3 separate regions of the Homo sapiens genome follow, and regions 1 and 3 are each linked to region 2. A link is a contact called in ENCODE Hi-C or POLR2A ChIA-PET data. All regions are on one chromosome and are shown on one strand. The core of a region is the stretch at or near the end of the contact, and the rest is flanking DNA. Distances in the headings are between cores, read along the strand shown. Region 1 holds the start of EEF2KMT (eukaryotic elongation factor 2 lysine methyltransferase). Region 2 holds the start of ZNF500 (zinc finger protein 500). Region 3 holds the start of GLIS2 (GLIS family zinc finger 2).

Region 1 (2,700 bases), core at 163-2,662, 330 kb before region 2:
AGGAGCTAACTCCTCCTTCCTGTCCCTGCAAGATCAAAACTCCTCCTGCAAGCCCCGCTAGCTCTGTCTGCTCGCCTTCGTGGCAGATATCGCTATTGTACTTTTATACTCATTTGTGTGATAAATACTTCAATGTCCACTTCTTCCACGAGCCCCTGAGCCCCTGGAGGGCCTGGACCACACCTAGTTTTTCTCACCGTTACATCTCCCTTGTCAGGTACCTGGTAGGCGCTTAATAAGTATTTGGTGAACGAATGGCTTGTTTGGTGACAGTCCAAAGGCTGGGGGACAGAGGGAAAGCTCCCTCCTTTCGGACCCCAGACGGGTGGCGCTGATGGAGAGGAGGCTTGGATAAGGCCTCCAGGACCGAAGCGCGCACCCGTAGGGCCCCTGCCAAAAAGACCTTCCTGAAGGCGGAGGAACTGCGAGAGTGCCTACGTTGGCCCAAGGCCTGACCCGACGATCCCAGGGACCCTCGCCCTAACCGGCCCCGCCTCCCGGTCCCCAAACCCGGACTCGGCCCCGCCCTAAGCTCCGGATCCTGGGGCCCGCCCCTGGCCCCGCGTCGGCAGACCGTGGCCTCGCTGCTGGGCCTGCCTCAAACCCTCCACAGGTAACGCCTCCCGAACTTGAGCCACATTCCGATCCCCTCCTCAAACCCCTCCCCGTTTCCCACGCCCTGGACCCCTCGCTCCGTCTCGGCCCCGCCCCAAGCCCAGCTAGGTCTCGGCCCCTGAGCCCAGCCCCGACCGGCCTCCCAGTCCCTGGGTCCCTCCCGACACCGGCCCCTCCCTAAGCTCCGCCTCCCAGGGCCCGCCTCCTGAGCGCAGCCCGCAGCCCGGACTCGGCCCCGCCTCCCGGACCCTGGGCCCCTCCCCACGTCGGCCCGTCCTAAGCTCCGCCTCCCAGAGTCCGAGCACCGCCTGGCCATGTGCTACGACATAGTCAACGCCCCGCCCCGGCCCCGCCTCCTGAGCTCTTCTCTGGGTCTGGCCTTAGCGCCGCCCTAAGACCTGTCTCCTGGGCTCTGCTCCGAGTCTCGCCTCCTGAACCCAATGGCGTTTATCCCTGCCCTAATGCCCGCCTCCAGGACTCTTATCCTGCCCCCACGCAAGGCCCCGCCTCCAGGACGCCACCAACCTGGACGCTTCTGAAGCCCAGCTTCCAGGATCGCCCTATCCTGGCCCCGCCCCAGGACCCGCCAACCTGGACTCTACCCAGGACCTGCCCCCTACCCAGGACCTGCCCCAACGACGCTTATCCTGGCCCCACCCCAGGCCCCGCCCTCATAACAATCATCCTGGCCCCGCCCTAGAGTCCGCCCCCACGACGTTCCTCCTGACCCCCGGGGGACCCCCGGGCCCCGCCCCCTCTCTGCCCCCGCTCACTGCCCTGGGCCCGCCCCCTCTTCAGTCCAGGCCGGGCTTCCGCCCGGTCTGCCGGCAACGCTGCGGCCCCGCCCACGTCATGGCGCCCGAGGAGAACGCGGGGACCGAACTCTTGCTGCAGAGTTTCGAGCGCCGCTTCCTGGCGGCACGCACACTGCGCTCCTTCCCCTGGCAGGTGGGCGGCGGGGCGAGCGGAGAGGCCCGCGGGGCTCGCGGGAGTCCAGGGGCAGACGGGACGGGTCTCCGTGCTGAAGCCCCTGGCGCTCCCGCCACGTGAGTTCCTGGGCTCCCGCCGGTCAGGGCCGCGCGACCCGGTCCCCGTCCCTGGGGCCTGGCCAGAGTCGCTCGCACCCCTCCTGCCCCGCGAGCTGGCGGGGGAAGCTGGGGGCGTCTCCACAGCCTTGGGGGGCAGACGCGCGCTCGGTGTGGGGTACAGTTCACGATCATTTTCACGACTTTTTAAAGGCAGTAATCGTTCTGGTCACTGGGACACAGCTGCCCTCGCCCATTCTAAAAAGTCAGCGCCGTCAGGACCGCAGGTAACCACGTCCTCCTGAGCGCGGTGACCGGGTCACAGGCTGTCCCTCGTGCCTCAGTATTCTCATCTGTATGTTGAGCACTGCACAGAATCGGCTCATGCTCTGAGGCTGTCACGCCTGTGATGGAAGAGACAGAGAAGGGGGTGGCCTCTCCTCGCCCTGGGGACCTGCCATTCTCAGCACAGGCCCATGGCAGGCAGCAGCCTCCCTTCTGCCAGCAGAGGGGCTTAATGCACCCGGCCTCATTTGTAATTCATGTGCGGTGAGCTCACTGGGATGAGTGAGTTTGGATATATATTCCTCCCTGGGTCTGCCCCATTTTATGGGGTGTTGCTTAATCATTTGCGTTATTCCATTGACATAAAATATTTGCACTCAGAGATCATTTCTGGTCAAGAGAAATTCGTGCATTTTTAACCCAAAATAGAAACCTTCATAAAAGCATCATAGGTCTCCATTCAGTATTGACTGTAATTGTTCACATGCCCACGCTGAATGCTAACTTGGGCTCACCCTCAACACCCACGAGGTGGGTACTATTATTACCACTCACATTTGACCAGAGGGATTGTTTGATTAGGGTGCAGTAGTTGAGAGTTCAGACCCAGGAGACAGCCTGTCTGCTTCGAATCCTGGCCCAGCCCCTGGCCCTGTGTGACCTTGGGCAAGTGACTGCATCTCTCTGTGCTGTTTTCTTATTAATAAAATGGGGGATATAATGATACCTACCTCTTAGGGTTGTTGTCAGGGTTGAGTACAAAAGCCTGTGGATC
Region 2 (2,700 bases), core at 201-2,700:
AACCAAAGAGGAAAAGCAGCGAGAATCCAGCATAGGAGACGGGCCTTAGGATGCCCAAGTTAGGATTAGGGGCAAACTACGTTAACCTGGTAGTTAGGAGCTGAAGTTCTGGAATCAAAGATTTGGGTTCCAATCCCATTTCTGTACTTCCTGTTTGACCTTCTCTGGGGGGTTCAATACTTAAAACTCTCAGAGCTTCAGGGTTTTGTTTTGTTTTGTTGAACCGGTAGGTCTAGTTATAGTACCTCTATTACTAAATGAGGAAGAAACGAAGTACAAATGTGTTTTGCTTGCTTGATGCTCAAGAATTGATGCGACCGGGAGCGGTGGCTTACTCCTGTAATCTCAGCACTTTGGGAGGCTGACGTGGGTGGATTGCTTGAGGCCGTTGGAGACCAGCCTGGGCAACATGGGGAAACCCCATCTCTACTAAAAATACAAAAATTAGCCGGACCTGGTGGTTCGTGCCTGTAATCCCAACTATTCGGGAGGTTAGGTAGGAGAATTGCTTAAAACCGGGCGGCGGAGGTTGCTGTGAGCCAAGGTCGAGCCACTGCACTCTAGCCTGGGCGACAGAGTGAGACCCTGTCTCTAAATAAATAAATACATACATACAAGAATTGATACCTGGCTGGGCACACCTGTAATCCTGACACTTTGGGAAGCTGAGGCGGGAAGATTGCTTGGGCCCAGGAGTTTGAGACCAGCCTAGGCACCATGGTGGGACTTCATCTCTAACAACAACAACAAAGATTGATGCCCATTATTATGTTGTCAGAAAGAAGCAGGCAGGACAAGGGATATTTGGGGTTGGACGTTGTTGGGGGCCCTCTTGGGGGAGGGTGGGCGCAAGCACTTGGCATCTCTTCCAGTTTTATCTTGAACAACTTCTGCCTTTATTTATTTTATTTATTTATTATTTATTTATTTATTTTTTGAGATGGAGTTTCGCTCTTGTTGCCCAGGCTGGAGGACAATGGCAGGATGTCGGCTCACTGCAACCTGCGCCTTAGCCTCCTGAGTAGCTAGGATTACAGGCATGAACCACCACGCCCAGGTTTCTCCACGTTAGTCAGGCTGGTCTCGAACTCCCGACCTCAGGTGATCCGCCCGCGTCGGCCTCCCAAAGTGCTAGGATTACAGGTGTGAGCCACCGTGCCCGGACGACTTTGCTGGCTTTAAAGATGGAGGAGGCGGCCAGAGGAGAGCGGAGCGGGTGTGGAACAGTGACTGGGAAAGTAGCCCAGAGGCTGCAGAGTCGCCGCACGCTCGCGCGGTCACCGAGGTGCTGGACTACGTTACCCACAATGCGTGCCTTTGAGGACCACATTAACCACAGTGCACGTCGCGGACCCGCCCACTCGGCCGTGTTGCCACGCCCCCAACGGCCGGCTTAGCCAATGGTGCCACGGCTACGTTACCCACAATGCCGCCTGCGGGCCCACCCGCACGGCCTGGTTTGCACCCCTGGTTTAGGGTCTTCGGCCCCGGCTCTGGCGTCCCTGGCTGCCAAGCCTGAGGCCCGCAGTCCTACTCCCGCCGAGACCCGCCGCTCCGGTCCTGCCCCGAACTGCCCACGGCCGGCAGCGCTTCCAGTGAGTGCGGGGGGCGCGGGGACGCGGGTCCCGGCCGAAGCTTCGATTTCGCGGCCCGCGCCAGCACCCGGGTCTGTGCCGCGGCCTCGGGTACCGCTCACCCTCCACCTGAGGGATGAGACGGGAAAGCAGCCCGGCCTGGGGGTCCCAGCTCTCCCAGGACCCTGGAATTGGGGGGCTGTCGTGACCACCCACGCGGGGGTGCCTGACGGGGCCGCGTAGGGGCTTCAGGGTTCGCCAGACCTGGACACCGGGGATCAAGTTGAGGCAGAGTCTGCAGAAAGGCCCTACTTTTCATCAGATTTCCAAAGGAACCCCTTCCATATAGGACCCACTCTAATCATGGAAAATAACGATTCTCGAGCTCTGACCGCAAACATCCCTTTTAGATTGTTTTTGTTTGAGTCTCTCTCTGTCGCCCAGGCTGGAGTGCAGTGGCGCTATCTCAGTTCACTGCAACCTCCATCTCCCGGGTTCAAGCGATTCTCCTGTCTCAGCCTCCCGAGTTGCTGGGATTACAGATGTGCTACCACCATGTCGGGCTAATTTTTGTATTTTTTGTAGAGACAGGGTTCCACCACGTTGACCAGGTGGTCAACTCCTGAACTCACGTGATCTGCCCTCCTCTGCCTCCCAAAGTGCGGGGATTACAGGCGTCAGCTACTGCCCCCAGCCATCCCTTTTAGTTCTGTCAGCAACCTGTGTGTGTAGGTCCTGTTATCATCTCTGTTTGCCCAGTGAGGAAGCAAAGCCCAGAGCCCTTCAGTAAATTACCCGGGAATTAACAGGGGGTTAATAACAAAGATGACATTCATCCACTTCCTTTTCCTTTTCCATGGTGGGGTGAGCTGGCCTTGGAACCAGGGCAGGGGCTTCCCAGGCCAAAGGGCTTATCCAGCCCCAGGGCTGCCCTTCAGATGGTTTTATCGTCTCTCCACAGGGCCCTGAAAAAAACTCTCTTCCTGTGTCTGGCCAGAGGTATAGAGAGAGACAGGTTCAACTCTAAGGCCTGAAAAGGAACAAGGCCCACCGGAAGCAATGGCCACTGTCCCTGGCCTCCAGCCCCTGCCAACCTTGGAGCAGGACCTGGAACAGGAAGAGATCC
Region 3 (2,700 bases), core at 151-2,650, 450 kb after region 2:
AGGCCCTCCGAAGCGCAGTGTCTCTGGGCTTCCTCCCCAGCCGCAGGCTGGCCCCACCTTCCCTCCAGGATGCCAGGACACGCAGGATGGCGGCCTACTACCCAGGGTGCCAGCCTCCAAGAACCATGGCCCAGGCCCTTTCCATGGCCCAGACCAAGCCCAGGCCTTGGCCAGGTCCCCAGCCGGCCTGGCTGCCCCCTCAGTGTCAAGCGTTCCCTCCAGAGCCAAGATCCTGGGCTGTGATGGCTGGGGGCCCAGGGCCCCTCCCAGCATCCCTTCCAGCTTCCCAGGCCCCAGGGCAGGGCTGGGCAACTCCTTGAAACCATTGCTTCCCGGCCACCCTCTGGCCAGGCTGGGCGGGCCCTCCTGGACAGGCAGACAGGCTGCACGCTGCCCTGCTGTGGCCCGAGTACCCTGCTGGGCAGGGCAGCATGCCAAGGCCTCCAGGTGCCAGCCTGGATTCCAGCCCCATCCCAGGGGGCCAGCGGGGAAGCTGTGCGTGCTTCTCCTCCCTCGGGATGCACCTGCCTCGCCCCCTCCTCCACCCGCTCCAGACCCGCCCTCCGGCGAGTATGGACCCCTTGCCATCTCCTCCCTGCCAGGCCGGTCGCCTGCGTCCACCCGGACCGCAGGGGAGTAACAAGTGCCTGACTTGTCCCAAACTCCCAGTCCTGACCCCCCAGGGACGCCCCTTCCCGAGGTCCAAGGAAGGACCCGGGCTTGCGAGGGGCAGCAGGAGGGAGACTCTCCCGGCCAAGGGAGGAGGCACCTTCCAAAGCCCTTCCTAGCAGCAGCCCCGGCGCGGCCGAGAGGAGGGGCGGCTGCCCCGGACAACTTCATGCCCAGGCTCCGGGTACCCCCCTCTCACCTCGCCGCACGCCCCCCACCGCGGCCGCCCAACTTCCCAGCTGAAGTTTGCGCCCGCCCCGGGCCCGGGCGCTGCTCGGCCCGGCCTCCAGACGGAGGGAAGGAAGGAGGGAGAAGAAAGACCGAGAGCTCGAGGGACCCGGCCGGGGAGCCGGCGAGGGAGGGAGCGCGCGAGCCAGCGAGCGAGCGAACGCGGGGGCCTCGGCGAGGGCTCACAATGGCCCGGGGCGCGGACGCGAGCGGGGGAGGAGACCCTCGGGCCCCGCAGCCCCGGCGCGACAGGCGGGCCCCCCCCCCCCCGCCCCGGCCCGGTCCCCACGGCGCGACGCCCGGGGGGCTTCCTACCTCAGCGGCGGGGGCGGTCGGGATCCGGGCTGCGGGCTCCGGCGGTCGGGGGGCGCGGGGAGCCGAGCGGGGGAGGGGCCGGGACGGGCGGGGGCCGGGGCGCGAGGCCTCACGGGGCGCGGGCTCCCCTGGCACGGCCGCCCGGCGCCCGGCCGCTCCGCCACATCTGCAGCTCGGGCAGGGAAGGTGGCCGCGGCGGCCGGGCCGTGCGGGGATGTCTTAGAGGGAGGGCGGGCGGGCGGGAGGAGGGAGGAGGGAGGCGGCGGGAGGAGGGCCCGCCGGCCGCGGAGGAGGGCGAGGAGGAGGGGCGCGGGGGGCGGCCTCCACCCCTCCCCTCGCTCGCTCGCTCCCTCCCTCCCAGCAAAACCCCTCTCACCGCTGCGGCCCCAGGCCCGGGGCGCCAGCTGCCAGGCGGGGCGTGCGCGTCGGGGGAGGGGGCGGCGGGAGCCGGCGCTGGGCCGAGGGAGGGGGAAGGGAGGGCGGCGCGGCCGCGGGGAGCGGGCACCGGGAGGGAGGGGTGAGGGAGGGAAGTGGGGCGCCGAGCCGCGCGCGTCCTCCTCGGCCCCATCCTCACGCCACCCCCCCCCCGCGGCCCCGCCCCCGGCCCGAGGGCAGCGCTAGGACACGGCCGGGAGGTGGCCTGGGGGGGCGGGGGAGCCCGAGACGTCCCGCCCTCGGGGAAGCCCGAGGAGGGGGCCGGGCGCGCGGGCCCAGAGGAAAAGCCCCGCAGACCGGGAAGATGGAGGAGGTCGCGGCGGCGGAGCGGGCGGGGACCCCTCGCCTCCTCCCGCGGGGTCACCTTGGCCAGGCCCCCCTGCGGCCCCGGGCGGCGGGGAAGGCGGCAGGAATGCCTCTCTGCGGGCCCTGATTTCTCCGCCCAGCCCAGTTCCAGGAACGCGCAGGCAGCGCCCGGCGGGCAGAGGTCCCGGATCCCGATGCCGGGCGGCGCAAACCAGTTTTCGGGGCCCGGCGCAACCCCTCACGCTGGTGAGACGGCGGGCGACTCCCTGCCGTGCCCTCGGTCTCAGTTTCCCTCACGGTAGAATAACGACGAGGCCCGATGCCGAGCAATCCGAGCTTCCGCTTGGTTCCTAGCTTGGTCCCAGCATTTGGGACCACCTGCGTCCACTAGCCCGAGCGCCGCGGGAGGTCTAGATCCCTCCTGGACATCAGCACCCTGCGCGGCGCCCGCGGCCAGGGCAGCGAGTGCAGTGAGCGGATACACGCGAGGGAGAAGCCCCGCACCCGGCCCAGCTGTTTTCTGCCTCGTGTTGAACCACAGACTCGCGTTCTTGAGTGTGTTTTGTTTGGGCTAATCCCGTGCCCCCCGCCCTGTTATCTTCTTGCTGCTCTGCTGTATGCTGGCAAATTGTAGTTCAAAAAAACAGCCCTCCTGCTGTTGGACACCCCCTCTTCCCAGCGCAGTTGGCCTTGAGGAGCCTAGGAGACGAAAAAGGCATCCCAGAATCAGCATCCCCTAGAGGTGAG

The links. A loop is a pair of places that touch in the nucleus more often than their neighbours do. ChIA-PET counts read pairs that join two places held with the same protein, here RNA polymerase II (POLR2A). Pooled maps may share reads with other maps.
Region 1: a map of CD4-positive, alpha-beta T cell shows a loop between it and region 2 (8-fold over the local background). The contact joins the promoter of EEF2KMT here to the promoter of ZNF500 in region 2. A Hi-C loop is called at or near these places in 3 of 168 maps with a recorded cell type or tissue (CD4-positive, alpha-beta T cell, ascending aorta and naive thymus-derived CD4-positive, alpha-beta T cell), 8 of 37 single-sample maps with no recorded cell type and 15 of 50 pooled maps. POLR2A ChIA-PET finds 5 or more read pairs at or near these places in 1 of 52 experiments (MCF 10A).
Region 3: a loop to region 2 is called in a pooled map, with 13 times the contacts of the local background. The contact joins the promoter of GLIS2 here to the promoter of ZNF500 in region 2. A Hi-C loop is called at or near these places in 1 of 37 single-sample maps with no recorded cell type and 8 of 50 pooled maps. POLR2A ChIA-PET finds 5 or more read pairs at or near these places in 2 of 52 experiments (CD4-positive, alpha-beta memory T cell and K562).

Annotation. Positions count from the first base shown.
Region 1 is chr16:5,096,507-5,099,206 of GRCh38, reverse strand. It overlaps EEF2KMT (eukaryotic elongation factor 2 lysine methyltransferase), which reads left to right and starts at 1,412. Exons shown (of 8, transcript NM_201400.4): 1 at 1,412-1,563. The coding sequence starts at 1,468. RefSeq lists silencers at 422-961, 1,272-1,401, 1,572-1,731 and an enhancer at 1,168-1,793.
Region 2 is chr16:4,765,912-4,768,611 of GRCh38, reverse strand. It overlaps ZNF500 (zinc finger protein 500), which reads left to right and starts at 1,450. Exons shown (of 6, transcript NM_021646.4): 1 at 1,450-1,595; 2 at 2,536-2,700. The coding sequence starts at 2,634. RefSeq lists an enhancer at 132-211 and a silencer at 1,404-1,703.
Region 3 is chr16:4,314,767-4,317,466 of GRCh38, reverse strand. GLIS2 (GLIS family zinc finger 2) reads right to left here and starts at 1,400. Exons shown (of 7, transcript NM_032575.3): 1 at 1,213-1,400. RefSeq lists enhancers at 1-138, 2,260-2,700 and a silencer at 2,565-2,700.